Regions from separate parts of the Homo sapiens genome. Here all the other regions are linked to region 3. The links are chromatin loops, found by intact Hi-C in ENCODE. Cell type or tissue: OCI-LY7. All regions are shown on one strand.

Region 1 (8,000 bases), 300 kb before region 3:
TACCTTATTCTCTTCTTAATATTCTTCAACTCTCCTAGCTTTGCCCTCCTTCCCTGCCCCCTCTTCTAGGGGAGTCGGATCGAGTTGTAAGGAGAACATGCCCTCCCCTCCTCTTCCCTTCCCTTCCCTCCCCTTCCCTTCCCTTCCTTCCTTTTCCCAGTTTCTATATACTGTATTAGTCACTAATCTAAGTGTTCTAGGTACAACAAACAAAACCACATCAAAATAATCCACAGCTCCCCACTGCTCTCAGAGGCCTACATGCTGGTGGGAGAGATGGCAATTAAACAAGATTAGTAAGTAGGGTAGAGAATATTAGAGAGGAAGATGTCCTGAGAAGAAGAAATAAATCAGGAAGAGGATATGAAGTGCTGGGGAGTGTTGAAATTTTAGATGGGGTGGGGCTTGACAAAGCCTCCCTGAGAAGGTGTCTTCCGAGGAAAGGCTTGCAAGGAAGGGAGGGTAGGTGTTTGGGGGAAGAGCATCTAGACAAAAAAAGACAAGTACAGTGCAAGGTTCTGGAGGCAGGCGCGCACTTGGCTGCTGTGTTTGAAAATGAGGGCGGTGCGGCTGCAGGGGAGAGGACGGGGGGTGGACAAGAACTATGGGGTGGCCAGGTCCTATGGGGCTGTGGGAAGGACCTTGAACTTTACTCTGAGGAGCATGGGAGCCATCGCAGAGTATTGAGCAGAAGAGTGGCATGACCTGGCTGGATTCTTTCATAGAGTCCTTCTGGCTGTGATATTACTCTCTATTAGACAGGCAAGCTCCTTGAGGGCAGGCATTGTGTCCTATTGACCTTTATTATAAGGACATAGCACATCTAGCCTGTAGAAGACTTCAATATGTTTTTTCAAATGAATGAAGAACGACTGAATGAATGCATGAATGAATGCTGTCTCCCGACAGCCAGATCCTGGCTCCTAAGGACTCCGGGAGTCTTCTCACTGTCGAAGGAAAACTCTGGTAGAGGATGCTGCCAGCAGCCAAGTCCCTGGGGCTCTTAGCTGCTGCTGTGGCAGCAACACACATCCAAACCCGTTTTCCTTCTTGCCACATAGCAGGCTGCTTAATGGATCACTGTCACCTGGAGGGAGAATTTCAGGGGAGACCCTGCCCTGGGCTATCTTCTGATTGATGATGTCATCGAGCGTTATTAACAAAATTATAGACAAAGGTGGGAGGAATGGAGGATTTATTAATGGATGGCCTCAAAATTTACAACTATAGATTGTATTTATCGGTTCAAGCCAAGAGGCCCTGTCTACATTTCACCTTGACAACATCTTTGGGTTGAACCTCATGCTTCTCCTTCCTTTACCACAGGTCATCATCTGTCTTCTCCATAGTTCATAGAACAAAAAACAACATGAAGTCCCGCAAGAGCTAGTATTTCTTGTGAGGATTTAATCCTCTGAATAACTATGAAATGGGAAGCATAATTAACTCCTTTTACAGATAATGAAACTGGAGCTTGGAGAGTTAGTACCGTGGCCAAGATCTCTGAGATAGGAAGTGGTGATACCCAGGACAGGAATCTAGATGCTACGATGCCAGAGTCTTGAACCAACCCCTATGCCTGCTGGCCTTGGGATTAACCAGAAAAATGAAAGTCCAGATCCAATTGCTTGAATTTGTTTTTTTAAAAAAACTTTTATTGTAGGCTCAGGGGTGGATGTGCAGGTTTATTTTATAGGTAAACTCATGTCACAGGGGTTTGATGTACAGACTATTTCATTACCCAGGTACTAAGCCTAGGACCAAATAGTTATTTTTTCTGCTCCTTTCCCTCCTCCCACCCTCCACCCTTTGCTAGGCCTCATTGTCTGTTGATCCCCTCTTCATGTCCATGTGTTCTCATCATTTAGCTCCCACTTATGAGAACATGCAGGATTTGGTTTTCTGTTCCTGTCTTAGTTTGCTAAGGATAATGGCCTCCAGCTCCACCCACGTTCCTGCAAAGCACATGATCTCATTCTTTTTCTATGGCTGCATAGTATTTCATGGTGTATTTGCACCACATTTTCTTTATCCAGTCTTCCATTTATGGGCATTTAGGTTGATTCTGTGAATTTGTGTGTTGAAGCATAGCATAGCATAGCATTTCGTATGCCTAAAAATATGGAAATAATAAGTGCGTGGCTCAATGAATTGTCCAAAGCAAGTGCACCCAGTAACCAGTACCCATAAGAAACAGAACATCGTCAGCCCTCTAGGAGTTCCCTCATGTTGTCATCTCAGGCCACTGCGCTGGAGAAGAGTCTCCAGTGATAACAAATATTCTCACTTCTGAAGTGAGAATTTTAATATTTTAATTTTAATATTAGTTTAAAATTTTATTAAATGAAATGGTACAGAATAAACTCTGTCAGGATAATTTATTATATTTGAAAGTCTCACGTGTATTTCTAAAGGCAGCTATAGTTCACTTTCAGTTCTGTATAGCTTTTATTATATGCGTCTATATATGCAATATCATATTTTAGGACTTTTGTATATATATATTTCATGTATTCTTTTTATTATTGATGTACATGCGAGTTGTTTCCAGTTTGGAAAAGTGCTAAATAATGATGTATTGTAGAAAAGAGAAAAATAGTCTAAGGAGAAACTAAATTAACTCACAGCTCCGCTATTGAGAATTTACCTCCCTTAACTGTCATAGTTCTGGCCATTTGTGGACGTTCTTTTGCGTGGTGAACAGATGCAGGCATTTCTAACGGATCTATACCTGAGTCAAATTGTGGGGCCATAGAATGTATATGTCCGTCTTTAGAAAATATTATCAAAGGGCTTTTGAGGGTGTTTGTAGCAGTTTACACACACAGCGGCATATGAGAGTCCCAGTCGCTCAGCCCCCTCAGCAACACTCGATGTTGTTTTTCAAATAAAATGTTATCCATTGCATAGTGGTATCACATTGTGGTTTTAATCTGCATCTCCCTGATGACGGAGAATGTGCAGCACCTTTCTCTACACCTGTTGGCTGTCTGGCCACTCTTTGGGAAATGTCCGGATTGTTTACCCATTCTCCCCAGTGTGTCGCCTTTCTTCTTAATTGATGGGAGTTAGTCCCACATCCTACATGTCAGGCTCTTGTCACAAAAATGGTAAATGTTTCTTCACACTCTGTTCTTGCCTTTTTATTTTGTTGAAGGCATCTTTTGATGAAGTTCTTAGTTTTAATAAAGTCCAAATGCATGTGCCTGTTCTCTGTGATGCTCCTGCCTGGGGCTGCAGTGCTAGTACTGGTCACCAGGGGGCAGCAGCCTCCCATGTCCCTGGTGCCCACGGAGCTTTGCTGGAGCAGGTGGAGCTCCGGGATAGCCTCCTGAGAAAGGCACCTCCTGTTAGTATCAATGATCCCCACATTATGAGGACAACGGAAGCAGGAAGGGGTTTAATCACTTTCTCCCCGTGCTGACTTATTCACTCAGCGACTCTGCCCTGAGCACTCACCTTGTGCCAGGTGGCCTGGTGGGCTCAGCATTGGTGCTGAAAATGGCAAAGGAGTCCCTCTCCACCCCAGGAGCCCAGTCTTAGGAGACCTGCACAGAACCACTAAAGCAAGTCCACATGAAAGAAAAGAGCAGGTGCTGTGATAAAAATACGGTAGGATGACGGGAGGGAGGGCCGGGGAGTCACTGTGTGGGGAGAATCCAAATGCCTCACTGAGGTGACATTTATGCCATGGCCAGAATGACAATGGGGGACCAACGCTGCCCAAGTCAGGGACAGCGGTGTCAGAAAGAAGCCACCCTGGGGCACAGCCTCACAGGTGGACCTGAGTTTGGCAGAGGAGGTTAGAAAGGGGACAGTGTGGCTGCAGGGAGGCTGGGGGGAGAGGAGCAGAGGGAGGGAGGAGTCGGGGGAAATGAGGGTAGAGATCTGCTTGTCTTTGACAACATTGTGCCTCCAAACTTCGCAACTTTAAGCAACAAATACTTAATATCTGACAATTTGTGTCCAGCAGAATCTGGGCACAGCTTAGCTGGATGCCTCTGCCTCACTGCCTCTCCTGAGGCTGGGACTGTGGTCTCAACTGAAACTGGACTGGGGAAGGATTAACTTCCAAGCTCACTCATGTGGGTATTGGCAGGACTCAGTGTGGACTGAGGGCGTAAATTCCTCCCCGTCTCTTGGCCTGGGCACTCCCTTGGCCTCTGCCATGTAAGCCTGTACATAGAGCACCTCATAACAGCAGAACTCGCTTCCCCAGTTTAAGGAATGCAATGGAGACTGAGAGAGACAGAGAGAGAGAGAGAGAGAGAGAGAGAGAAACAAGAGACTGAGAGATTGGGGGAGGAAAAACAGAAGAGAGTGAACAGCAGAAAAATGGCAGCTTTGGGGATAATAAAAGCATAACAGTTGCAATAGACTGAATATCTCCCCCCTCCAAAATTCATATGGCAAAATCCTAACCCCCAATGTAATGATATTAGGAGGTGGGAGGTAATGAGGTCCTGAGGGTGGAATTCTCATGATTGGGATTACTAGCTTTATAAAATAAACCTCAAAGAGCCAGGCAGGCCATTGATGCCAGGCACTCTCTTTGCAGAGCTCCATGCAGGAGATGGGTTCAACAACACCATCTCCTTGAACGAAGGGCAGGTGCAACATGCCATCAACCACGGCCAGTGCTGGGCTAGGGTGAGAGCAGGCACAGAGGGGTCTCCACAGACAGAGACTCAAGAAGTCCAGGGTGGCCCATGACTCAGACGCACAAATGGGGACTCCCTGGGCTCTGTCCTTCGGCTTTCCCACTTGAGTGACCCACAGTCCCCTCCCAAAGGAATCTGGCCTCCATTAGTACCCAGTGGCAACTTGTTTAGGTGGAAAGTCCCTGCTCATCTACTTTTAGGAAGATCAGAGGAAGTGCTTTTGTGTTGTTTTCACTTTACACAACGCTATGATTATCTTTGCATGTTGCTGCTGTTTTTATTGTTTTAACAACCTACCCCAGGTGTCTCCTGTAGCAGACAGCTCCACTGTCCTGCCAGACTGCCTCCAAACCTTACAAGCTGTCAGTCTTACTGGGGAGGTTCTTTTTTACAAAGGGTGGGGGTGTCACACAAAAAGAGCCTTCAGCTGCTCTATGCATCTGTCTGCAATATGTCACCTCAGAGACCTCACCCCCATAGCACCATCGGAGAGGAGCTGTGTCCTCATATGTCTTCATAACTTTCAATAAGGGAGGCCTCTCAATGCTGCCGGAGCCTCACATGATAAAATTCTATTTCGACATCAGCTATCTTGTAGCGGTATCTGATGCTTTTCAGAATAGGCCATGACAGTTTGTTAGCACTTCCATGATACAGTGCCACAGACTGAAGGGCTTTAACAACAGAAATGCAGTTTCTCACAATTCTGAAGGCTTGAAATTGGACATGGAGCTGTGGGCTGCATTGGTTTCTCTGAGGCCTCTCTGCATGGCTAGTTGATGGTCTCCAGCTCTCTCTGGGTCACAGGGCCTTCCCTGGTGCTTCACTGTGTCCTTACTGCCTCTCTTATAAGGACTTTAGTCATATTGCATTAGGGCCCGCCCTAATGAACGTAATCTGTGTCACCTCTTTATGGACCACATGTCCAAATACAGTTCCATTCTGAGGCACTGGTGTTAGACATGAACATGAACTTTGAAGAGTAGACAAAATTCATCCTGTAACATATACTAATGCCTTGCAGAAGACAGACTCCCAGGAAAGGAGTTACTTGGTGAGGAATATGCATACATGACATTTTCATGGCTTAGTCAGATGACTTTCCAAAAGGGCTGTTGTGGATACATTGCCACCAGCAGTCCTGAATGTAGCTGCTTCCCAGCATCCAGCCACCCCTGGGTGTCAAGTCTTCTAATATTTTGTCAATCCGGTGTCTGCGTGACAAATAAAATTCCATTGATCCTTTCATTTCCAGCTTCCCTGCTGATATGTGTGTGTCACCTTTCGGCTGTATAGTCCCCACTTGGATTTTCTCCTCCCTGAGTCATCGCTCAGATCCGTGGCACTGTGATGGGCTCTTTCTCCCACCCAATGAGTCTCCTGGCATTGGGCCCTTTGCCGGGTCTGCAATTGCGGTAGCTGTTTCTCAAGACTGCCTTTATGTTAAACAAAGAAGCAGTTATTGGCTTTAAGTCCAAAGGGTTCTTCTAGTTTTTTGCTGTGTCACTGTCTCTAAAACAGAGGAGGAAACAAGGCCTCCCCAGGTCCTTTTCCTCCGTGTCAGCGCAGACCAAGCCTCGGGGAGTTGAGAGGGAAAGTCACACAGTAGTTCCCGTGAGCAGTTTTGGAGCTGCCTTCTTACATCCAAAAGCCTGTGTTTGCTCATTTCTAAAATGAGGGTGTGTTTTTGAGGATTTGCTGGGATAATGCTCTTTATACAGTCTATGAATACAAGTCCCTGCGTGCTAGAAGAGAGGCCCCAGGCACGCTCAGTTATCTAGGAAGGTTCTGGTTGGTGTTCATTCACTAAACACACATATGTTAAGCATTTACTTTGTGCAGGCACTTTTATAGATGACTAGCATATTTTAACAAACAAAGCAGATGCCAACCCCTGGGCCTCAACTCCATTCTATCCAGGGAGTCAGATCCTCACTGGAGACATCGAAAGCAAGGCACGCCCACAGAGTGGGAGATGCAATGCCCTCCTGGCCTCCTCTAGGTATAAACACTTCCTCCCAGATTCTGAGCAGGATGACAGATCCCAGGACCAACTCTAAAGTGGGTGGACTCTGGGTCCAGAAGAAGGACTTCCTGGGACCCCAAAAGGATGAGGGGATTATACGGCCTGTGGCTGGGGAGAGACTGACGGAACTCTGGATCTCATACACCTCATAATTCCTCCAAGATGGCTGAGGTCTGGGGCTTCTGCAAGAGGAAAGAAGTCAAGGTGAGCTGAAGATGGGGCCTCACGTCCTTGTCAAAGGAGAGGGGAGTTGGAGTCAGAGCCGGCCCCCAAAAGACCCATGCCCAGCACAGTCACTTCCCAGCTCTGCTTGTCCTCCTCCTTCCCACATCCACCTTTCCCAACCCCAGCACCAGGGGGCCCAGACCTGAAGCAGTGACGAGCCACCTGCTCACACGCCTGCCTGGAGCCACAGTCCTGGTGCCCAGGTACACGAAGCTGTGTGCCCTGGGCCTACAGGAGGAGAATGTCAGTGGGTAGCTGAGATCCACAATTGTCTGTAAAGTCCTGCTCTATGACCAGGTCTGTCCCTGCCAGGACAGCACAAAGGGCTTGGACTGGGATGGGGCTGTCCTCTAGACAGGCAGCAGCACACAGGTGCTGTGGATGAGCCGTGCTGGAGGAAAGACCAGGCCTCTGACTCTGATGCCCACTTCCTGCCCCCAGCACCTTCTCTTTCATTTTGGCCACTTGGCCAGATCAATACTCTGTAGATTTCTCTCAGCCCCCAAGCTTTCCATCCTTCAAGCCTAAGGTGACCTACATGTAGGTCAAGTGGCCTGGATCAAAGCTGCCGCAGCATCTGCACATTTTTCTTGCCTGGATGAAGCCTCTGGAGCCCATCAGATAGAGGGAGAGGTAGAGGCAGATAGTGAGGTGGCTGCAGTCTGGAAGATTTTCTGAGGTGTGGGATTTTGGGGCTGGAATTCCCCTAAATTCAGTGAGTTCACTTTGGTGTTTGGAAAGACCAGTGCAAAGTGATCGATGATGGTAATCCTATCTCTTTTCCCAGCTCTGATCCATATCCAGAAGTAGGAGCATTTCCAGTGCTAGCTGTTGAGTTAGTGTCAGCATGGGATGAGAACCTTCCAGTTACAGTGCTGCAGTTAGAGCCACCTCCAGAGCCTTCTTGCCCTTGTCCTGGGACTGTGAGAATCAGTCCAGCAAGGAGATACCTGACATCATAGCATCTGCTGCAACCTCTCGCCTCAGCCCTGCAGCAGGAGGCTGAAGAGAAGCAGCAATTGGTGAGGCCCCTGTCCCCAAGCCCCGTGCTCCTCCAGATCCTGAACATAGGAGTTGTCACGGAGATG
Region 2 (8,000 bases), 160 kb after region 3:
TGCACACAGAATCATACGTCCACTGCGACCACTGTATTTCACATTTCACGCTAACACCAACAATTGCCTGCTATCGTTAACAGTGTTTTAATTGTGATCTTTCTGCTTCTGTCTTGAAGCAATGGTAAAGAACTCCCTGGACCCCCATATTTATGCCTGGACCCTGCTTTGTTTCTTCAAGGCACTTTTCCTCCAGCCGAATTATTAGTATAAGATTGTTCTGTTTGCTGCCTATCTCCCTTCATTTGAATGTAAGCAGCATAAGGGCATCAGTTTTCTTGTACTAATTGCTATATACCTAGTGCCGAGAACATTGCCAGGTGATAGCAGATGTTCAATAAGTATTTGTTTAATTAATACAGACATCGATGTGTACATATGATAGTGAGCGAGAGTGGGTAGATCGAGGATGATTATATTAAAAGATGTGATCAGAGAGGACTTCTCTGAATAATCCAGATTTCTTCTAGATTTCTCATTTGTAAGTATGGTAGTGCTCCTGAGAGAAAAAGGCACTGCAGACGTGATATGCAGATAGCAAGTCCAAGAAGTAAGAAGCAGAAGCCTTCTTACCTTCGTGTACCATATATTCTCTTTGGTTTTACCCTGCTTTGAAAGGTACCGTGACTCTGTACCTCTCAAAATTTCATTTCCAGTGGTCCAATATATACTCAGCCTGAGCTCGCTGAAAAATCTCCAGCTCTTTTTTTCTGGGCAGGTGATATTGGCAGCATCCTGGCCAGGAGGTCTAGCCTGAGAAATAGAACTTTTTCAAATAGCGTGTCTTGTATTGATTCCTCTTGTTGCATCAGTTAACCACCAAACATTTATCATGATTTAAGTTTACATCCTCAACACTTTTCATATATTTTCTACAGGAGAATGGTGGAAATCAAGGAGGGGGAGTATGTCAACCACTGGAATACTGTGAGGACGAACGCATTGGCTTTTACATGGGTTTTAGGAAGAACCACATGATTGACAGTGTCAGTCCACATCCCTTCTGATTATCCACAAATTAAAAATTGAGCTGAGATCTGAATGGTGATTGAATTTGTCTGGGAAGACACTACCATTGTTGTTTTGATTGTCATTATTTAATATCTGTCATTTAAAGACCCCACCATTTTCTTCCTTTAGGAGGAAAAACCATCTTGGCTTTTCTGCTGTAATTATTCTTCTGGATAACTCTCAGAATAATTTTTGTTCTGATTTTGTCAAGGTATTAAATAATTACTGATATGTTGCTATATTATATATTTAATTTTCGGTTTTCTTCTTACCGGGCTTCTCAGAAAAATTTGACGTAATTGATCTTTACTTTTCCTTTATACACTTCCTTCCTTTGGTTGCTAGAGAAGTAGTATCGATAATACTAGTGATATCAACATCACCATCTTTACCACTTCTAATGCTGCCGCTGACTCTACCACTATCAATCTCTTCATGTGAATTACACATAAGGGTTGTTTTGTGTTTCATATTAACTTTCTTAGGTGTTTTCTTTAAAGTACTCATAATTGTAACTATAATATGCAGTTTCCTATGTAATCATTTGATAGTGGAGGATTTATGGTGAATTATTTTCATGAGACTGCCTGAAATTTTATACTCTCTGGTTAGAGATCTTTTGTTAATTTCTTCCCATAAGTGTGTGTGTGTGTGTGAATTTCATTTTAAAGAAAAAATGAGAAAAAATTTATTTCCAGGACACAGAATAAATTGGAAACAGACATACTTCTGTCTGTTTTTTTTCACTGCTCATTTTATTCAATTCAAAACAATATAAACATTCAGATACTCTTTGAGCTGGTTTCAGGATTTTAGACCTCTGTGAATAATTTTTTTTCTTCTTTTTTACGAGTATTCCAACCACATTTTTGGGGGGAGCAGGCATATTCATTTTGCTGTTGAAATTATGGCAAAAACTGCAATGACTTTTGCACCAATCTAATACATGCTGTCGTTTACAATTAGGTAGCTTTCAAAAGGCAGGGGCCGGCGATCAGCCTTTTATGCATCTAATCTTGGGTAACAAGGACTGGCTGTAATGAACTGTAATGATAACTCCATTATAACTTCAGCTAAAGTATGTGTTGCATATTGTTTTCTTCGTAAATGTTAAACAGGAAGTAAGCATCATTTAGGACAAGGAATTCTCAGAAAAAAAAAATAAACACCACATTGAACGTTTACACAAATTTTAGTGGAACTTACTTTGGCGCAATGCCTAACAGAGTAAGTTACTAACTCTCTTTTTTATTCCTTAAAGAAAGAAAGAAAATAAATGAATTTACAGTAATGTTGGAGTTTTCAGGCCTATTGAAGATTTGGGATAGATTGTGCTAGAACAGATTGACATTGACAGATTTCAAGTTCCTTTTGCAAGTTATTTTACTTTGTATTTTAAAGAGGCAATATGTTTATAAAGCAATCAAATTAGCCTATTTGTGGCATATAAACTTTTTATATAATAAAGCTGGGAAAAAGAAACTCTAATTTCTTTACCAGCTTGAGGGCAATTGACTCTAATACAAGAGGGTTCCTAATCATTAACATATATGTTTATTTGCATTCATAAACTTGAAATGCATATTCAGTTGTCTTATTTGGTATTTAATAGTAGGGGGATATCCTAAATCAAAATTACTTTAATTTATATAATTGTAATCATTTCAATGTTTTTGGAGGGGGAGATAATCCTAAAAACTAAAATTTAAAAGATGAAACTATTCATTATTCCTGCTGTATAACAGATGGTGAATGCAGGCACATAATAATAGGCAGTGTGGCAATACTGAGCACAATGACCAGATCAGGACAGATGCTTAAAAATATTTTAAAAAAATAATTAGAGTAATTGTTTTGTATGACTCGAAGAAAGAATCGGGTTAAATAATAGAGGGCACAGGGCCAGCGAATTAAAGCACATCACTTGATTTTGTGTTTCAAATAACTGCCTTGGAGTAAATGAGCTCCTCAGACCAATTTCTGACACAAGGCCTACACCTCACAGCCTTCCTGTTCTTCTGCATTCCTGCAAGGGCTCTTGCACGTAGACCTTCAGTTCGCTTGTGAACTGTTGCTCTCTAGTGGTGGTGTGAGGCCTTAAGGAAACACCTGCTACTGTGTGGTCAGGAGGTAAAGTGCTGGGCTCTCATATTGTCCTCCCTGTAAACACCTTCCTTTCTGCGTTTGGACACCTTCACCAGATTCTATTTTCCATTTGATCATTAGTCAAACACTTATTAGACAAACAAGTGGGCCAGAAACTGACAGATGTTAGAAATACACAAATAAAAGTTATAGACTCTTCTATTTCATGTGTTTCATAAAGTATTAATGGTATATAAATTAAAAAATAGAAATTAGGTAAGAATAACCTCCATCACCGATATTTGACATTTCCTTTCTCAATTATAAATCATTGATCTTAAGTTATTGTTCTTTCAATATCTGAAACATTCTAGGTATTAAATTGATATTGAGTGAGTGAATGAGTGAAAGAATGAATGCGTGTATGGTAGAAGCTATTTTGGGGAAAACGGTCTTCAATGCTCAGGTATTATTAAGAGCAAAGCTGCTTTCTCTATCTATGTAGTGTTTATGACCAAGAGAAAAGGCTTAGATATATGAGCAGAAACAGAGGATTTTGCAGTTTATTTTCTAAACTTTGGTCTTTTGTACTTTATGTGAATGTTCAATCACATGGTTTTAATATATTTTTCATATATGTTTCAACTTTGTATGATGTGAAATCACAGAAATTATATCATCTGTTGTATTTTATTATATAATATCTATTTTTTGATCCCATAGAAGTACCAGGGTGTTTTTTTTTTTCCTTTCAGGGGTCATTGTTTGCATAAAAAGAAAAAAAAAACTAATTTAACTAGATATTTAAGTGATTTGCAAAGCAGTGTGTTTCCAGCTGTTGAAGGACTAAGGTTTTAAGAGAGTATAGAACCGATTGTACTACTCATTAGTCTAGGTAAAGCTTGTGTGGAGAAACAGCTCCATGAAGTCAGATTTGAGGCCTCTAAGTCCTAGCCCCAGAATTTTACTATCTCTAGGTAACTTTGGAGAATAATATGATTCTTCTTATGTTTCTATTCTTCGTTTTCAAACAAGGTTAACAATCTAAGCTGCAACTAAAGTGTGATAAGAGGTTCTAATGATATAATGCATGTAGAATACATGTAGAAATCACTTCATGTTTGAATTACCACTACCAATGCTCAATCAGAAAAAGTATCTTAATATCCACCTTTGTCTTGTCAATTTGTTCCCTTTCTGTTCTATCAGATGTAGTTCTAGAGATTTCTAAGCCTTGCCATCATACACTTTTTCTCTATATTTGAGCTTAGCCTGTATTGTAAATATAAAATCCTTTGAGGCAGTTGAAGCTTTTACTAATATCTTTATTCTCCAGTATCTAGCACATTAGCTGACAAGCAATAAGTTCTTGATTTATTAATTTATAATGTATAGGCATTTAATATTAACTTTTAAAATAATTAGACAATGAATATATAAATTCAGAGCACATATCCATTAAAGGCATGTAAGCAAACACATTACAAACATCTATAAGAAAAGGGCCCCATAATTATTTAAAAAAGTGATTATGTGATATTTTATAGTTTTGTGCCTCAAGAATATATTTTTTGCAGCTCATGTATTTTTAATATGCACACTTTTTATTTAAATCTTGTATTTTATTTAAATCTTTTATTTATTTAATTATTTAAACTACGCATTTTAAGGGTCTTCCATGCCTTTTCATAGCTTGATAGCCCATTTCATTTTAGTGATGAAGAATGTTCCATTGTCTGAATGTACCACAGTTTATCCATTCACCTACTGAAAGACATCTTGGTTTCTTCCAAGGTTTGGCAATTATGAATAAAGCTGCTGTAAACATTCATGAGCAGGCTTTTGTGTGGACATAAGTTGTCGACTCATTTGGATAAAGACCAAGAAGTGGGATTACTGGATTATATGGTAAGAATGTGTTTAGTTTTCTAAGAAACTGTCAACATGTTTTCCAAGTGGCTGTGCCATTTTGCATTTCAATCAGCAAAGAATGAAAGTCCTATTGCTCCACATCTTTATCAGCATTTGGTGTTGTTCATATTTTGGATTTTGACATTTCTAATTGGTGTGTAAATGTTTTCAAAGAAAATTTTAAATTTCAATAGCTTTTGGAGTACAAGTGATTTTTGGTCACATGGATGAATTTATATAGTGGTGAATTCTGAGATTTTATTACACTCATCAATCACCCAAGTAGTGCACTCTTTACCCAATATGTAGTTTTTTATTCCAAAACCCCTCCTATTCTTCCCCTTCTGAGTCTCCAAAGTCCATTATATCACTCTGTGCGCCTTTGTATACTCATAACTTAACTCCCACTTATAAGTGAGAACATATAGTAATTGGTTTTTCTGTAATAGCATGTTTTAATGTGAAATTACCTAATGACATATGATATTGATCATATTTTAATAAGGTTATTTTCCATTTGTATATCTTCTTAACAAGGTATCTGTTCAGATCTTTGGCCCATTTTTTAATCAGGTAATTCATTTTCTTATTGTTGAGCTTTAAGAGTTATTTATCTATTTTGGATTACAGTCCTTTATCTGATATGTCTTTTGTTAAGTATTTTCTTTTGGTCTGTGGCTTATCTTTTCATTTTTTAAAAAATTTTATTCATTTATTTTTAAGTTCCAGGATACAAGTGCAGAACATGTAGGTTTGTTACATAGGTATACGTGTGCCATGGTGGATTGCTGCACCTATCAACCCACTATCTAGGTTTTAAGCCCCACATGCATTAGCTATTTGTCCTAATGCTCTCCCTCCCCTTCCCCCCATCCCCTGACTGGCACTAGTGTGTGTTGTTCCCCTCCCTGTGTCCATGTGTTCTCATTGTTTAACTCCCACTGATGAGTGAGAGCATGCGGTGTTTGGTTTTCTGTTCCTGTGTTAGTTTGCTGAGGATGATGGCTTCCAGCTTCATTCATGTCCCTGAAAAGGACATGATCTCATTCTTTTTTATGGCTGCATAGTATTCCATGGTGTATATGTACCACATTTTCTTTATCCAGTCTATCATTGATGGGCATTTGGGTTGGTTCCATATCTTTGCTATTGTGAATGGTGCTGCAATAGACATATGTCTGCATGTGTCTTTATAGTAGAATGATTTATGCTCCTTTGGGTATATACCCAGTAATGGGATTGCTGGGTCAAATGGTATTTCTGGTACTAGATCCTTGAGGAATCACCACACTGTCTTCTACAATGGTAGAACAAATTTACATTCCCACCAAGAGTGTAAAAGCATTCCACTATCTCCACAGCCTCACCAGCATCTATAGTTTCTTGACTTTTTAATAATCGCCATTCTGAATGGTGTGAGATGGTATCTCATTGTGGTTTTGATTTGCATTTCTCTAATGACAAGTGATGTTGAGCTTTTTTTCATATGTTTGTTGGCCACATAATGTCTTCTTTTGAGAAGTGTCTGTTCATATCCTTTGCCCACTTTTTGAATGGGATTGTTTGTTTCGTTCTTGTAAATTTGTTTAAGTTCCTTTTAGATTATGGATATTAGACCTTTATCAGATGGGTAGATTGCAAATATTGTCTCCCATTCTGTAGGTTGCCTGTTCACTCTGAGGATAGTTTACTTTGCTGTGCAGAAGCTCTTTAGTTTAATTAGATCCCATTTGTCAATTTTGGCTTTTGTTGCAATTGCTTTTAGCATTTTCATCATGAAGTCTTTGCCCATACCTATGCTCTGAATGGTATTGCTTAGGTTTTCTTTTAGGATTTTTATGGTTTGTGTTTTCTGAGGCCAGAATCATCCCGATACCAAAATCTGGCAGAGACACAACAAAAAAAGAAAACCTCAGGTCAATATCCCTGATGAACATCAATGCAAAAATCCTCAATATCATACTGGCAAACTGAATCCAGCAGCACATCAAAAAGCTTATCCATCACAATCAAGTTGGCTTCATCCCTGGGATACAAGGCTAGTTCAACATATACAAATCAATAAATGTAATCCGTCACATAAACAGAACCAATGACAAAAATCATATGATTATCTCAATAGATGCAGAAAAGGCCTTTGATAAAATTCAACATCCCTTCATGTTAAAAACTCTCAATAAACTAGGTATTGATGGATGTGTCTCAAAATAATAAGAGTTATTTATGACAAACCCACAGCCAATATCATACTGAATGGGCAAAAGCTGGAAGCATTCACTTTGAAAACCGGCACAAGACAAGTATTTCCTCTCTCACCACTCCTATTCAACTAAGTATTGGAAGTTTTGGCCAGGGCAATCAGGCAAGAGAAAGAAATAAAGGATATTCAAATAGGAATAGAGGAAATAAAATTGTCTCTGTTTGCAGACAACATGATTCTATATTTAGAAAACCCCATTGTCTCAGCCTAAAAACTCCTTAATGAGCCCAAAAATCAATGTGCAAAAATCACAAGCATTCATATACACCAATAACAGACAAGCAGAGAACAAAATCATGAATAAATTCCCATTCACAATTGCTATGAAGAGAATAAAATACCTAGGAATACAGCCTACAAGGGATGTGAAGGACTTCTTCAAGGAGAACTACAAAGCACTGCTCAAGGAAATAAGAGAGGACACAAACAAATGAAAAACATTCCATGCTCGTGGATAGGAAGAGTCAGTATTATAAAAATGGCCATACTGCCCAAGGTAATTTATAGATTCAATGATATTCCCACCAAACTACCACAGACATTCTTCACAGAATTAGAAAAAACTACTTTAAATTTTATATGGAACCAAAAAAGAGCCCGTAAAGCCAAGACAATTCTAAGCAAAAAGAACAAAGCTGGAGGCAGCATGCTACCTGACTTCAAAATATACTGCAAGGCTACAGTAACCAAAGCAGCATGGTACTGGTACCAAAGCAGACACATAGACCAATGG
Region 3 (8,000 bases):
TAGCCCATTTACGTTTAAGGTTAATATTGTTACGTGTGAAATTGATCCTGTCATTATGATGTTAGCTGGTTATTTTGCTCGTTAGTTGATGCAGTTTCTTCCTAGCATCGATGTTCTTTACAATTTGGCATGTTTTTGCAGTGGCTTGTACCGGTTGTTTCTTTCCATGGTTAGTGCTTCTTTTAGGAGCTCTTCTTGTAAGACAGGCCTGGTGGTGACAAAATCTTTCAGCATTTGTTTGTCTGTAAAGGATTTTATTTCTCCTTCACTTATGAAGCTTAGTTTCGCTGGAATTGAAATTCTGGGTTGATATGAAATTCTTTTCTTTAAGAGCGTTGAATATTGGCCCCCACTGTCTTCTGGCTTGTAGAGTTTCTGCTGAGAGATCCGCTGTTAGCCTGATGGGCTTCCCTTTGTGGGTAACCCGACCTTTCTCTCTGGCTGCCCTTACATTTTTTCCTCCATTTCAACTTTGGTGAATCTGACAATTATGTGTCTTGGAGTTGCTCTTCTCGAGGAGCATCTTAGTGGTATTCTCTGTATTTCCTGAATTTGAATGTTGGCCTGCCTTGCTATGTTGGGGAAGTTCTCCTGGATAATATCCTGAAGAGTGTTTTCCAACTTGGTTCCATTCTCCTCGTCACTTTCAGGTATACCAATCGGACGTAGATTTGGTCTTTTCACATAGTCCCATATTTCTTGGAGGCTTTGTTCATTTTTTTTTACTCTTTTTTCTCTAAACTTCTCTTTTTGTTTCATTTCATTCATTTGCTCTTCAATCCCTGACACCCTTTCTTCCACTTGATCAAATCGGCTACTGAAGCTGGTGCATGCATCATGTAGTTCTCGTGGTATGGTTTTCAGCTCCATTGGGTCATTTAAGGTCTTCTTTACACTGTTTATTCTAGTTAGCCATTCATCTAATCTTTTTTCAAGGTTTTTAGCTTCTCTGCAATGGGTTCGAACATCCTCCTTTAGCTTAGAGAAGTTTGTTATTACCAATCGTCTGAAGCCTTCTTCTCTCAACTTGTCAAAGTAATTCTCCATCCAGCTTTGTTCTATTGCTGGAGAGGAGCTGCATCCCTTTGGAGGAGAAGAGGCACTCTGATTTTTAGAATTTTCGGCTTTTCTGCTCTTGTTTCTCCCCATCTTTGTGATTTTATCTACCTTTGGTCTTTGATGATGGGGACACACAGATGGGGTTTTGGTGTGGATGTCCTTTCTGTTTGTTAGTTTTCCTTCTAACAGTCATGACCCTCAGCTGCAGGTCTGTTGGAGTTTGCTGGAGGTCCACTCCAGACCCTGTTTGCCTGGGTATCACCAGCAGGGGCTGCTGAACAGCAAATATTGCAGAACAGCAAATGTTGCTGCCTGATCCTTCCTCTGGAAGCTGCGTCTCAGAGGGACACCTGGCTGTATGAGGTGTCAGTCGGCCCCTACTTGGAGGTGTCTCCCAGTTAGGCTACTTGGGGATCAGAGACCCACTAGAGGAGGCAGTCTGTCCATTCTCAGATCTCAAACTCTGTGCTGGGAGAACCACTACTGTCTTCAAATCTGTCAGACAGCTTTGAAGTCTGCAGAAGTTTCTGCTGCCTTTTGTTCAGCTATGCCCTGCCCTTAGAGGTGGAGTCGACAGAGGCAGGCAGGCCTCCTTGAGCTGCGGTGGGCTCCACCCAGTGCAAGCTTCCCGGCTGCTTTGTTTATCTACTCAAGCCTCAGCAATTGCGTACGCCCCTTCCCCAGCCTCACTGCCGCCTTGCAGTTCGATCTCAGACTGCTGTGCTCTCAGCGAGCGAGGCTCCTTGGGCATGGGACCCTCCGAGCCAGGCGCGGGATATAATCTCCTGGTGTGCCATTTGCTTAGACCATTGGAAAAGTGCAGTATTAAGGTGGGAGTGCCCCGATTTTCCAGGTACCATCTGTCACGGCTTCCCTTGGCTAGGAAAGGGAATTCCCTGACCCCTTGCGCTTCCTGGGTGAGGTGATGCCCCGCCCTGCTCTGTGGGCTGTACCCACTGTCCGACAAGCCCCAGTGAGATGAACCCATTACCTAAGTTGGAAATGCAGAAATCGCCCATCTTCTGCATTGCTCACACTGGAAGCTGTGGACTGGAGCTGTTCTTATTTGGCCATCTTAGAACCTCATGCCAACTGTCCTCCCTAATCTTTTATTATGCAGATGGGTTCTCTACCTGGCCTGTGCCTTGTTGCCTGTTCCTTTACTGTACATGTGATGACAAGAAAAGAAGATGGACCCTCCATGTTGAACATGCCTGGCCCTCAGGTAGCCCTTTTCTATTGGCACAGCTGCTGGCATTCATCTGTGCAAGCTTCCAGCTTGCTCATGTATGTCTGCAGCTCGATTTCTCAGGCTGCTCTTTGTTAGAAAAGAAATGATTTTTTGGGCTGCTTTTTGTTAAAATGGAAAATTCTGCCTATGACTCTGTTGTCCTTACTATCTGCCTAAATAATTTATTTCTATGTCCTGTATCACTGGATTCCCCCCACCTACCAAGTTGTTCTTAAAAACTGCTCCCTGAATGCTCTAAGAGACTGATTTGAGTTTTGAATAAAACTCTGGACTCCCACACAGCTGCCTCTGCATGAGTTACTCTTTCTCTATTGCAATTTCCCTGTCTTGATATATTGGCTCTGTCTAGGCCTTGGGCAAGGTGAACCTGTTGGGTGGTTACATTCTCACTGTTATAATTTTTCAAAGGTGATTTCAGTCATGCCACCATCAGTGTAGGTCTCACCTGGGAGATTGTTAGAAATGTAGAATCCTGGACCCAGTGAATATGAATCTGCAGTTTTAAAAGATCTCCAGGTAATACATAGATGAATTAAAGTTTTAGAGCTAATGCTATAAGTGACATGGCTTCTTGATAAGTTATTTTCCGATTTTCAATCTGAGGTCCCCTGGGCTGCCTGCATGGATGTGTGGATAGGGGTTGAGGAAAAGGATGAACATTGGTGTTTCTCTTCAAGAGTTTGAATTTGATGTTTGTTTGCACACTTCAATGTATCTGTATATTTTAAAAAGTGGAGCAGTTATTCCTAGAGTGAAACTTTTGTATTCACCTAGAAAATCCATTTCAACTATCTGAGTTAGTTTACCAACAGTTCCCAGAAGAGGGCGCTGCAATGCCTTTCTTTTTCTGTCCTTACACCTGTGTACTGAAGTCAGAAACTAATTGATGAAATGTTTAAATCCACATTATTTCATTGGAGGTACCAATACTTGTATTTGCTAAGTAGATATTCTTTTCTTTACTTTGTAGATGAGTAAACAGGAAGACTGAACTGTTTCTCAACTCCCAAATTCAGGCTTCTTTCAAAATCTACAGTATCATTGGGGGCTGTTATACCAGGACACATGGAGGTGAAGAACTAAAGCAAAATCGTGTCTACTTCACAGTTTTGCCTAAGGCTGGGCTTAATTCTTAAAAAGGTAGCTCTGCTCTTAGTTGAGTGGTCTGGCTAAATTCAAGCAGATTAAACCAGTGTTTATTGTGTTGCTTTGCTAAAAGCCTTTTAGCTGCTTTCAACACAAAATGTTATCCATATTGCTTAGACTTTGCAAACGTAAATAAAATATTCTGTTATGAGTTTTGCAAGAATTTTGAGGGTGAGTTAATGTCAAGGTACCTCTGAACAAGATTTTATACATGTATAGGATGAACGGGACTGCCTTGATGTTCCCCTCAACTTGACTAAACTTTAGACAGATTTCTCCCTGACGTATCACTCCTTTACTTCTCTTTTCTTAGATTGTTTACTTTAGAAAACTTCCCACTATAAATTCTTTCTGTCTTCTTATTTGAGATTTAAATTTTTCTCTAGCCTTTTATCGGTTTTGCAACCCAGGAATATCTTTCTCAAAGACCTGGGAGCCATTTCTTTGAAAAATAATCATCAAGAAAAATAGTTCCCTTATCTTCCCATCTCTGTGGGAGGGTAGTACTCTAACTTCCATATGTGCCAGTTAGCAAATACAGATGGCCTAATCATGTTGACCCACCTTCCCCACTAATATTCTCCAGAACTTTTTCACTAGCATACTCCAGCCTTTACAATCTCTCCTGCTTTTTGTTCAACAGATTTGAATACAGTCTCTCTTTCTTATTGGAACAGGCTTGACACCTATTGCAACAATTTTGAATAAAGTCTTCCTTGCCTATTTAACTTTGTCCAATGCAATTTTTCTTTGAGAATAGCCTACAGAGATTCAAATACAATAAGGTTATTGTATTAGCTACTTGCATACTACTAGCATTCTTTATGACTCATTATTAGAAAATAATAAGTGCAATTGAGGAATATGGGTATTTTTCCTCTACAATTGAAACCACTGAAAAGTAATCCTATAAACAAAGTAGCCCCTGTCCAATGTCTTTCCCTTATATCTTCCTAAAACACATTATTCTACTGTTCTTCCCACTTCAAGGGCCACAGTTTCTCATTTGCTGACTTTTCCTGTGTTTTCCTCTAAATGCAAAATTAAGATTTTATTCTTGGCTCACTTCACTTCTGTATTTACACAGGTACAGATGTGTAGATTAACAGATCTAGTTGTCGCTTCCACAGTTACCCTTCTGCAAACCTGTTCCACCTAGCAGTCAGAGGTATCTTCTAAAATATAAAAATGCAAAAGTATCTTTTCTCTGCTTGAAGTCCTTCAATAGCTCCTTTTTGCAGTTAGAGAAAAAAATGATACCCAAATCCTTCTCGCTGTTTAACAAGGTCCAATACAATCTAGCATCTTTACATGTCCTCAGCCTCAACCTTCACCACTCATCCTTCTCCACTTCTGCCTCCACTGCCATGTTGATCATATTAGATCCACAAGAACTTCTTTCCATTCCTAGCACATGCCAGGTTCCCCTTCCTTAGGCCCTTTGCTCCTGCTGTTCCCAAGGTAAGGAATGCTCATTCCTCAGATCTATTTTGGTTATGACAGCTGAAAGCTTTTTCCCAAAGATCTGGAACAAAACATGGATGGCTACTCTCATCACTCTTATTCAGCATAGTACTAGAAGCCCAGCCCAAGCAATTAGACAAGAGGGAAAAATACAGAAAATCTAAATTAGAAAGGAGGAAGTCAAATTGTTCCTGTTTTCCGATGACATAATCTTATATATAGAAAACTGGAAAGTCCACCAAAAAACTCTCAGAAAGGATACAAGAACTTAGTAAATTTTCAAGACACAAAGTTAAGACAGAAAAAATCTGTAATATTTCTATACACACACAATGAACTAGCTGAAAACAAAATCAAGAAGGCAATCCCATTTGCAATAGCTACACACACAAAAAAACCTAGGAATAAATTTAACCAAGGAAGTGAAAGATCTCTATGTTGTAGGAAAATCCAGGTTCTTGTCACATGACTAAGATAATTTAGGCATGAGGACTCATTGTAGGGTGAGTAGGGCAGAGTTTATTGGGTGAAAAAGAAAAAAAAGTGGGAAAAAGGGACTCTCAGCAAAGTGACAGTCCTGCTACGAAGTTTCCCACCTTGCAGATTGAATCCTTGGTTATCACCCAGGAACAGGAGAGGCTAGGCTACTCCCCCTTGTAAACAGTGCTAACGTCCCACGGCTCCACCCCATCCTCCCAGTGCACAGGACGGTCAGAGGTTCTCAGGAGACCCCTTTTGAGGTGGCTGTCTCATTCCCCACTCTGAAGTACATCTAACTGCCGTTAGAATAAGGATAAGGATAAAGAAGACCAATCCTAACTGCCTCCTGCCGACAGGGGCGCTGTTTTGGGGAAATGGCAGTCAGATCTCCCTCAAAGGCCTCTCTAAGTGTCCCTAGCAGAAGGCGCCATTGTCCAAGGCTCCAGTTGCATGACTATTTGGAGTTTGATTGCCTGAAGGAGAGAAGAAACAAACCAGGTTAATAGAAAACATGTATCAAAACCAAACAAGGGGGTGGGTGAAGACAGCTCAAAAATCCTGAGGCCTTTTACCAGTTCACACAGGGAGATGGAGGGGGTGGGGGACAAAAGCTGGACTGGTAAGGAAACTTACTTTTGTGCAGGCATGTCATAGTTCTGGGCCTCCTTCTCCTGAGCCCAGTCTGAAGCCAACCAGTCTAAGGTTTGGGAAATTAACTCTTCCCAGTTTGGAGGATGCATCTGAGGGGAGTGTTCCATAGTACGGAGACACAATTACTTATCATTAAAGAGATGACAGAGGAGGAAAAAGGAAGGTGTTTTTTCAAGGAGTCCCAGGGATTCAAGATGCATTTGAAAGGGGTACAGACTGAAGATGAATGGCTACTCATCTAGAAAGAGGGGAGCCAGTGCCTCTGATTCCTTTCTCTTCCTAGCAAATACACAGGATACATGAGGGAGGAAAAGTGAGGTGTTCCTCTTTCTTTCCTCCATCCTTTTATCCCTGAGTCTTGGTGACTGTGACCAGTGGCCATGGGTGTTAAAGTGGCTTTCGCCCATGTTAACAGTGAGGGCCTAAGAGGTGGGAGTATCCATTCTCACCCATGTATGCCCTATCTCCCCTTCTGTCAGTAGCCTTTGGATTCCCTAGACCTCATTTATGCCATGGATACTAGCGTAGCCTTTATCCATGAAACTGGAAGCTTGGCTTAATTGGCAGGAATCAGCCACACTCACCTGCACTATGTCTTTTGACTTCCGTTATCATCTGCCTCTGGATCCCTCAGATCCAGTTTTCTTTCCTAGGCCTTTGACTCAAAACTTGGAATTAAGTTTGGGACAAAAATGCATCTTGGAGTGGGTTGCATGGACTCCTTATCATAAACCAAATGCTAAAGTGAAGCTGTGGAATTGAGTCCTCTTCCAACAAGGGAGAGAAAAGGATGTCCAGTGACATGCCTAGATAACTGGTGGCTATAGTTATGCTTCCTAGGATTTGGGTGCATGTTGCTTGGCTTTGGTTAGCTCCCTTGGTCTTACTTTCCCCCACCTCCCCCCCAGAAAAACCCTCTGAGTGATGGGCAACCTATTTATTCCCATCACCTGGTAGGATTTGCAGGATAATTGCTCAGAACTAGAATATTGATCCAGATTTCTACATTACCCATCCTGTTTGTTCTTTCTGAGCTGCACACAGAGATCACTGGTTGGTTCACAGGAACAAGCAGGGTTAGTCTGAAAATGTAGGCAAAAACTGAAAAACAACTAATGAGTTTAGAATTTTAAGACAAATGTATGATAAATTTTGAAACATAATTTCTCTCTCTCCAGTCCTCATTTTTGTTAAAAACACAAATCATGATAGGACTCAGTTGTTTGCAAAATTGAATTTAGTCTTATACTTGGCCTGATTATTTGCATAAAGTGCAGCAAAAATAATTATTTCTACATAGGCCTTTTGATTGGCTTTGATGGAATGCTGTTCCACAAGTAATCTCAAATAAGATCTTTTAAAGCCACGCCCAGACATGTATTTGTATCCTCAAATACCTGTGAGTTGGGTAATCCTCTTGTCTTAAGGTTCCAAGATAAACTTGGAGCTCCTGGGCCTGTTAGAAAGTGACATTCTTTACTGATCACAGGTCATGAACCCTGTACAGGAACTGCATAGACAAGGCTCTGAGACCAGTTTCCTCAAGGGACTTTTTTTTTTTTTTTTTTTTTTTTTTTTTTTTGAGAGAGTCTCACTCTTGTTGTCCAGGCTGGAGTGCAATGGCACAATCTTGGCTCACCGCAACCGCTGCCTCCCGGCTTCAAGCAATTCTCTTGCCTCAGTCTCCCGAGTAGCTGGGACTACAGGCATGTGTCACCATACATGGCCAATTTTGTATTTTTAGTGGAGATGGGGTTTCTCCATGTTTGTCAGGCTGGTCTCAAACTCCCAACCTCAGGTGATCCGCCCGCCTTGGCCTCCCAGAGTGCTGGGATTACAGGTGTGAGCCACCACGCCCGGCCTTCCCCAAGGGACTTTTATTGGCTCTGCAAGTTGAGCTTGACTCCTTAAAGAGAAGCATACCCTTCCAGTCAAAGCCTTGGTAAAA

The links. Hi-C counts contacts between places; a loop is a spot of excess contacts. Peaks named below come from ENCODE experiments on the same cell type or tissue, not always from the same donor. Only the 100,000 strongest peaks of a DNase experiment are listed, where the experiment ranks them.
Region 1: it touches region 3 in a loop (8-fold over the local background); 15 of 110 quality-filtered maps call a loop at or near these places.
Region 2: a loop joins it to region 3, with 4 times the contacts of the local background. A loop is called at or near these places in 18 of 110 quality-filtered maps.

What each region holds. Positions count from the first base shown.
Region 1 is chr12:9,328,068-9,336,067 of GRCh38, forward strand. LOC105369649 (a long non-coding RNA gene) reads right to left here. Exons shown (of 3, transcript XR_007063205.1): 3 at 6,785-6,869. Among named protein-coding and RNA genes, the nearest start is that of LINC02367, 35 kb to the right of the region's middle. In OCI-LY7, CTCF peaks have their summits at 3,242 (motif pointing right) and 3,461; a DNase peak (open chromatin) is centred at 3,274.
Region 2 is chr12:9,795,127-9,803,126 of GRCh38, forward strand. It overlaps a transcript of KLRF1 not described here. Among named protein-coding and RNA genes, the nearest start is that of KLRF1, 28 kb to the right of the region's middle. RefSeq lists an enhancer at 2,928-3,027. In OCI-LY7, CTCF peaks have their summits at 3,104 (motif pointing left) and 3,310; a DNase peak (open chromatin) is centred at 3,075.
Region 3 is chr12:9,631,246-9,639,245 of GRCh38, forward strand. It overlaps the pseudogene LOC374443. Among named protein-coding and RNA genes, the nearest start is that of KLRB1, 27 kb to the left of the region's middle. In OCI-LY7, CTCF peaks have their summits at 3,137 (motif pointing right) and 3,367; DNase peaks (open chromatin) are centred at 3,146 and 7,545; H3K27ac peaks cover 855 bases.